Linked DNA regions of Homo sapiens: region 2 is linked to region 1. A link is a contact called in ENCODE Hi-C data. All regions are on one chromosome and are shown on one strand. Each heading gives the region's core, a stretch centred on a gene start or an enhancer-like site at or near the end of the contact. The rest is flanking DNA. Distances are from core to core; before and after follow the strand shown.

Evidence for each region. Hi-C counts contacts between places; a loop is a spot of excess contacts on that map. Pooled maps may share reads with other maps.
Region 2: a map of MCF 10A shows a loop between it and region 1 (4-fold over the local background). The contact joins two enhancer-like sites. A Hi-C loop is called at or near these places in 1 of 168 maps with a recorded cell type or tissue (MCF 10A), 3 of 37 single-sample maps with no recorded cell type and 5 of 50 pooled maps.

The regions. Positions count from the first base shown.
Region 1 is chr5:142,921,979-142,926,138 of GRCh38, forward strand. All of the region lies in intron 10 of ARHGAP26 (Rho GTPase activating protein 26), which reads left to right. Among named protein-coding and RNA genes, the nearest start is that of ARHGAP26-AS1, 55 kb to the left of the region's middle. Within about 2 kb of position 2,338, at least 3 of the 41 ENCODE cell types and tissues checked have a DNase peak (open chromatin) inside an H3K27ac peak, as active enhancers do.
Region 2 is chr5:143,505,311-143,509,470 of GRCh38, forward strand. No RefSeq gene overlaps it. Among named protein-coding and RNA genes, the nearest start is that of NR3C1, 100 kb to the left of the region's middle. RefSeq lists an enhancer at 1,914-2,208. Within about 2 kb of position 2,066, at least 7 of the 41 ENCODE cell types and tissues checked have a DNase peak (open chromatin) inside an H3K27ac peak, as active enhancers do.

The sequences.
Region 1 (4,160 bases), core at 1,088-3,587:
GTGTCATGAGTTTTCAAGTTATCTATAAGCTGAGAGGAAATACAGGTGCATTCGGGTTATATGTGCAAAGGGCCTGCTAGGGTAAGATTCCATTTTCAAACTGTGTATGTGATAACCTGTTGTTGATACATGCTTCAAATAAAGATAAAGTGTTATGCCCTCTCTTTCCAATTTATGGCCTCAAGAAGAAACTGTATTAATTTTAAATTAAAATAATATTGTTTCTTCTAGCTTGCTAAGAGGTGTGTGTGTATGCATTTGTGTGTTTTTGTGAAATTGTGTGACTGAGATTATGTGTTTTCCAAAAAGGATCATCTTATGTAACAGACTTTGTTTCAACATTCAACCTCTAGATGGCAGTTTTGTGTATGTATTAGTAACTATTAGAAGGTCCAGTTGAAAATCAGCTGTCCTATATACACCTTGTATACATTGACAGAAGAGTGTGTGTGTGTGTGTGTGTGTTTTCTGTAGAAAAAAATAATCATGAGAGTATTATTCCTTAAAGGAAGAAGAGTATCCTAAATGACTCATTCATTCTCTAGAAATTCCTTCCTCCCACCCTTTCATCACAAATCATTCATACCCACTTTCTTGCAAAAACAAACATGCTCAGTTAGTTGGGCCTCTGTTTAAACATTACCCTTTACCTGGCTCTTTGAACTAAAGTGCCAGGCCCTTTGCTTTAGGAATGGCTTATTTAGGATGGTGCAGAAAAGATGAGTGATTTCACTGTCCTGTGTGTGCTGAGAACCTGGCAGTCCTACTTTTCCCTCCTGGTGCAACGTGCCTTTATCTTTTGCAACACATGAATCCATTTTTCCTGGTTTCAGACTTCCCCTCCCTCCCCTTCTCACCCCTTGTTTGAAATAATATTTTATTTTGCCTTCCTGCTGGTTGGATTAGAGTGCTGGTCTCAATGCCATGACATTTCAGGCAGGAAATGGAGTTTTCCTTCCTCAGAGGGTGTTATATGACTCTGACTTCCATGACTTGAGTTGGGAGACGATACCATAGTTTCTGAATTGCTTTTTGGCTGTTCTGTAAAATAAGTTAGTGGAGAAGTTCTTGGAGTCTTAGAATTCATGTAGTTTGAACTTGTCATGGAGTTTTTTTTTTTCTTTTAATTAAATGAGAGCATGCCTGTTTGCTGTTTGATTCTGGTTTAACAAAGAATGGGGTATGGTGGTTAATGGACTTGATTGGGAGGGTGATTGAGGCAACCCTATTTTTACTCTTTAGTCTGCCTGGTGAAATATGGAGTTTTATTGGTTGAATATACCAGTTTATTTACCAATTTCTAAATATAAAATGAGTTTGTCTTTTTAAAATCAAAACCAAAAATGAGCTATTATGTAATTCTGGATAGAAGAAACAGTTCAACCAGTACATTCCACTTATGTACATTTCTGTTGATTGTGAGATAGAATAGTAAAAATGAAAAAAAAATACATGAAACAGAAGCTATATTTTCATAGTTTGTTATCAATAGTAGTAACAGGTATTTGCATTCTCCTTGAGTCTCACTCATCCCATCAGTGAATAATGCCTTGTCCTTGTGCAGTGTGTTAACATTTGCTTGCTTCTATGTCCCTGATACCTAGCATGATGACTGGCACATAATAGGAACTCAGTCAATATCTGTTGCATTTAAGAGCCATGCAATTTAATATGCCAAAGATGTCTTTGGGCTTCCCGATGTTTTACGACTTCAGTCTCTCATAAAAATGTAAGAACTTATCTGATGTGGTTGGTGATACCTACTTTTTAGACTATTATTATTGCTATGATCCTAATTATTTTAGGAACATTCCTCTAAAAATACTAAGGTTGCAGGCTTTAATAGGTTATGATTCATTCATTTATTAGGATCAGATCCTTTTTTTTTTTTTTTTTTTTTTGATACGGAGTCCTGCTCTGTCGCCCAGGCTGGAGTGCAGTGGCGCAATCTCCGCTCACTGCAAGCTCCGCCCCCCGGGTTCGTGCCGTTCTCCTGCCTCAGCCTCCCAAGTAGCTGGGACTACAGGCGCCTGCCACCGCACCTGGCTAATTTTTTTGTATTTTTAGTAGAGACGGGGTTTCACCGTGTTAGCCAGGATGGTCTCGATCTCCTGACCTCGCGATCCACCCGCCTCGGCATCCCAAAGTGCTGAGAGGATCAGATCCTTTCTAAATAATTGATTAGAAGCTACTTCCAAAACCTTCTTAGAGGGTTGACCCTTGCTTCCTCCCTCCCTCCTCTTTCCAACTCTCCTTCCCTCCCTCCCTCCTTCCTTCCTTTCTTCTTCTCCTTAAGATGCTGGTCTTTCTGGATCCCAGGACATGTATGCTACATGCACAGGGGGGCAGTACAACATTGTCATTAAAGCATGGGCTTTGCTTTAGATTCAGGCACACCTGGGTTCAAGTGCAGGCTTTGGCACTTACTAGTGGTGTGACATTATGCAAGTAATTTATGTGAGTCTCAGTCTTTTCACTTTTAAAAGAAGAAATAATGGTAGTGTCTACTTCATACAGTTATTGTGAAGAATGAATGATAATACAAGTAAAGTCCTTAGCACAGTGGTTAGCACATAATAAACACTCAGTAAATCTACCTGTGGTTTGGGGGCTGCCAGTTGCAGCATCTTCTGGTTTCTTACTTCCTCTGTCTCTCACCTGTACCACACCCAGATTATCATGGCATATTATTAATTCTTTCCATGCACAAAGGTCTTGCAGAAGGACCTCAATGGTTTATTACATCAGAGCACGCATAGTAGTGCAGATTCATATGTTCTGTCTCCAAATAGTAGATTACCATTGCCTTCCAGTGATGGCACTGTGTCCTTGAGTATTGGAAGAAAAAGGGAAGTAGCCCAAGTTCCTCCTTTGTGGATGACCTGGAGATACTCTCCTGAGTTTGACTGTAAGGTGAATCAAGAATATAGACAGGCATCCTTCATTGTTGGTCTTAATGCATGAGATGGATGACTTTATAACATGTAATGATGACCTAGGGTGAAGCTCAGATAGATTCAGAGGAAGACACAGACAACAGAAGTTGCAAACTGGTGGTCCACAGACATGCTTGGTTTGGCTTGAATAGTGTTTGAGGCAACAGTTTAAAACTGAAAAAAATCTTTAACTGCTGATCATGCCTTCCCGCATGCCAGCTACCGGTTGAGCTGAATGACAGATATTTCCTTTAGGTGGGGTGTGTGCTCTCTGTTCTGCCGCAGTCCCCACCATGCCCTGTTGCCCACCTCCCCCATGAAGACGAGTGACAGCTTTTTTGCTTTGCACTTGCACTGTTGTTTTTCCCACAGAGGGGAGATAATTCTTTGTTCTTTGTTTCTATCTGAAAGTAAAACTGCAAAAGAAAAAACCAAGAGCAACATAAGACCAAGTCTATTTTCCTTGGATTAAAGAATTTCTTATCCAGTTTCCCTAATTTTTCTTACTTACCGAGTCTCCGTAGACATTTGGGTCTGTAATCTCATAAACAGACATGGAAAAGGTGTCATTCTCCAAGATTATTCTATGTGGCTTTGGCCATATCTTTGTGTAAATGAAGCTCTTCTGAACCCGAACCATTGCATTGTCCAGGAACTGTTAGGAATTCATTTTCCCAGTAGCACTTTAGAAACAAAGGACCACTTCCCTTCCCTGGCACTTGCAAAACTCTTCTTGCAAGTGGATGGCAGCTGATGCTCCATTCCTTATCATTCCCCTTTGTCTCCTAAATAAGCATAAGGGGCAGGTTTCAGACACAGGCTTTGAGATTGTGTGTTCCTGTGGGTGCCTCAGCTCTTCTACTTTGAATTTGACCCTTAAATATACAGTAGTGTGGATGGAAGCTGGGGAATGAACTCTTGCCAACAGAAGATTTATAGTCTTATGAATGAGTAAATTCTAGATCTTTGGAGGTTGATTTAGAAAGAACGGTACTGTTAAATTCTGAGTGTTTTTGTTTCAGTGGGGTGGAGTTAGTAATAGCTTTTCCTTGTCCAATAGGAAGTGGGTAAATTGCCAAACCACTGAGATCACTATTGTTGACTCAGATTCAGGAATAAGATTAGCGTAGGAAAGCTGTCGAGTAACCCTGGAATTGGGGCTGGTTGTGATTCTGTTTGCTCTTGGCTGGTGAGGAGGCTATGAGTTGGTATAGCCAGTGGTCC
Region 2 (4,160 bases), core at 816-3,315, 580 kb after region 1:
GCAAGCAGCTCACAGTTTATAGTTCATATATCATGGTTACTGAAATTTGAACTGTGTTGTTGAAGGGCTGGTGCTATTTAACTAAATTGTGGTCATTGAAGTTCATGCATAGTGGAACTGTGTAAAGCAAAGTGTTTTACTCTGTTTTATGCTGCCATAACAGAATGCCACAGACAGAGTAATTCATAATGAAGAGACATTTACTTGGCTGATGGTTCTGGAGGGTGGGAAGTCCAAGAACATGGTCCCAGCATCTGACAAGGGCCTTTGTGCTACATTATCTTATGTAGAAGGCAGATGGGCAAGAGAGGGTGAGCACAAGAGAGCAAGAAGGAGCTCAACTTGTTTTTATAACAGACTCTCTCCCATGATAACTAACCTGCTCCAGTGATAATGATCATGACCTAATCACCTCCCATTAGGTCCCACTTGCCAGCACTGTCACATACGAGATTAAGTTTCCAACACATGAACTTTGGGGGACACATTCAATCCATAGCACAAGGACTGCTTGCACATAATAGGGATAATTTGAGAATGTCGTGGGGGTACATGATAGAGATTCCCACTAAGTCTGTGGGTCAGAGAATAAATTCTTAGAGAGATGACATATAAGTTGAGACTTGATAAATGAGTAGTAATTATCTTATTAAGGGGGAAGTGTAGGAAAGATTGTTCCAGGCAGAGGGAAGGGTATGTGTAGAGCCCCAAATGCAAGAAAGTGCATGGGACTTGGGGTGGTAGCCATGGTTGTTTCAGGCTGACTGTGGGTGACAATCCAATTCCATTATCTTGACTCCCTCCAGCCATGCAGGCTGCTGCTTTTAGTTACCAGGCAGCACTGACTGCTGTAGCTGGGGACCTCAAATGCTCTGTTTGGGACATTCACCTGAAGAAGGTGAAGTGCAGTCTACTGCCTCTTCTATACCAAGAGTCGCAGTTGGGGCAGCTGGGAAAATCACCAGGAAAATAAAACCAAATCAAACAAAATTAATTTAGAGGATAGTTTATATACATAAGATAGGGAATACTAACGATTCAGATGCAAACACTCTAAGTACAGAATGGTATAAGACAGGAAGAAAATCCCTTTCACGAGTCACAATTCAGAAGGTCAATTCAAACCTTTAAGTGATAAACCACATTTCTAGTCAAGCTGAATACAGAGTACAGTATTTTATTTGCTAAAATCTGAATGGTTACTACGAGCCACCCAGCTTAGGTAACATACCCAAAATAATCTCTATGAATTCCCACAACACTCTTATGGGATAGCCATTATTATCTCAATTGTATAAATGAGAAAACAGTGGTTAAGTCACTATAAGGTCACAGAGCTTGGATCCAAACCTAGTGCTTATTTTACAGCCTGTGCCTTTAGCAACTATACCACCAGTATATTTAATCATAACTAATAGAAACAAACACAAATATTGAGTGATTACTTTTATTTTTTATAAGATAAACAGACCAAGAGAAATGCTAGTTAAAAGCATTTATCTTTAGAGCAAGAATGCTCCATCCTTGTAGAAACATTGAGACAAAAAGAATGCATAAGAGCAGCAGTTTTAAGAAAAGTTTGGTGAAACTAAGTGAAATTCCAGGCATGAGCAATCAATTTAAGATTCTATTAGGAAAGCAAAACAATGAGATTATTTCAATTATTGAGTTAACAATGAGATTTCACCATCTACATTCTAGCCATGAGTAAGACATTTATTTGAATCAGATAAGGAGATATAATGTCATTTGAAGGAGGCCCAGTACATTTAATAACAGAGATAAATGAAACTGACAATGATCTCATACTTTATAAATCTAAACAAAGGACCAAGGTTAGACACAGGGATCCTAGTGGTTGATGAGTTAGTTAAAATGCCGCTTTTTACCCTATCTATTGGAGACCAGACAGGATTTTTGTTTTCTTCCTCTAAACAAGGAGGTTAAGAAAGAATTAATCCAATTGCATTTAAAACAAAGTGCAGGAGCAAGAAACAACCTTGAACCTTCCTTACTCAAATAGCAGCTCTGTTGGTAATTTAATCACTAACTGAGTTGTGTAACTTGCCTATGACAAATGGTAAAATACCTACAATGTGGAAATCTGCCAGAGTAATTCCTTCACAGGAATGGGAGGGAAAGGCTCAGCCAGCTCACACTCATACCCTGCCTCCCTATGCTCAGTGTCTGAAATTGCTTCTGTATTAGGAGAGAATATGGGAACTGTTCTGGATCTCAGGAGAATGTGAAGTCACTGAAATGTTTTTGAATACCCACTTCCCTTCACTCCCCTTCCCACCCTACTTGGTACTTGCTGGCATGTGGCACCATGTGAGCTACAGGCAGTGCATAATGAAGTCTAAATGTTAGCAAGGAATGGACAGGAGATCCTGTGGTGTGTGATCTGGCTTGTCCTTTCTGCCTTCCTTGCGCTAATGTTTAGTTTCAGACACGGAAATTTTGAATGGGATCAATCTGAACTGTTCCTTTCTTTGCTGATAAGTACAACTTTTCGTTCTCCAGTCTCAGCTTAAGCTTCATTGTCTCTTGGAGGCTTTCCTAAGTCACCTGAACTACATTAGGACTCCTTGGCACACACTTCCACAGCTCCCTATGCTTTCTAGTACTAAACACACTTCTTCCATCTTCTCCAGTGCATCAGAGGGTTCACTGCAACATTTCAACACCCAGTCACAATGTCTGGCATGTTGCTTGCCTTTAGTCAATGTTTGCAGAATGAATGGTTGCCTTTGTCATTTTCTTTTTAAAAAGGTATTGTAGACAAAGGCAGTGGTTCACGCCTGTAATCCCAGCGCTTTGGGAGGCTGAGGCAGGCAGATCACAAGGTCATCACAAGGTCAGGAGTTCAAGACCAGCCTGGCCAGCAGTGAAACCCCATCTCTACTAAAAATACAAAAATTAGCTGGGCATGGTGGCACACATCTGTAGTCCTAGCTACTCGGGACGCTGAGGCAAGAGAATTGGAACCCGGGAGGCGGAGGTTGCAATGAGCTGAAATTGCGCCACTGCACTCCAGCCTGGACCACAGAGTGAGACTCCATCTCAAAAAAAAAAAAAAAAAAAAAAGGTATTGTAAAATATTTAAGACAAACACAAATGTGTAAATAAAAATATTACAAACCCCCACATATTGACTACAGATTAAGAATGAAAACAATATTGATACAAGTTTAAGTCCCTACTTAGTCCTCTTTGATCACATTCTGCTCTCTAGAGGCAACTAGTGGTCTGAATTTGGTGACTACTATTTCCATGCATTTCTTAATACTTTCACTACACATATATGTAAACTTATTGTTTTGCATATTTCTATAGTTTGTACAAGCATTATACTATATGTATCCTTCTGATATTGACTTCTTTCAAACTGTGTGTGATTCATGATTCATTCATGCTGTTGTATTTAGCTAGAGGTTATTTGTTTTCACTGCTGTGTATTTCATTGTATAAATGCTTCATTATTAATCTGTTTTCTTGTTGATGGGTTATTTTCTAAATTTTTGCTATTGCAAAATATTATGAATGTCCTTGTACTTGCAACACTTTTCTTCTTTTAGGTCACATTGTGGTTTCCAATATACTAGACCTTTTCATTATTCACCTGTCAAAAGTGACCTGCACAGGATCTCTGAAAGCTGTAGGAGAGATAGGTGATAAGCAAACCTATGCTTGTATGAAAATGGGTATCATTGGATTTACAAGAAGCAGTGTGGAACAGTGACATGAACATTGATCTGGGAATTCAACAGACATGGATTCCAGTAACCACTCAACTTCTTAGCAGCCACGCTGCACTGGGAATACAATGCTTCAGTTTTCATACTGTATAACTTGAATAATAGTCTCCTATCTGCCTACCTCACAAGGTTGTAACTATGATCAAATGAAATAATATTGCTAAAAAGATTTTGAAACCTGATATATTATGCAACATTGGAACATCAACAACCAAAATGTATTACCCAAGTGTAATGTGGCAAAAGAGGTATAATAAAACAACCATACAAAAATATAAAATAATGTGTTATTGCCTTCTACATTTAAACTTGTTATTGTCTACAAGTTGTTATCCTTTATCTACATTAAATTGAGGTGTTCTAGAAATGATACTTTATTCCCAGAGGAAAGATTGGAAGAAA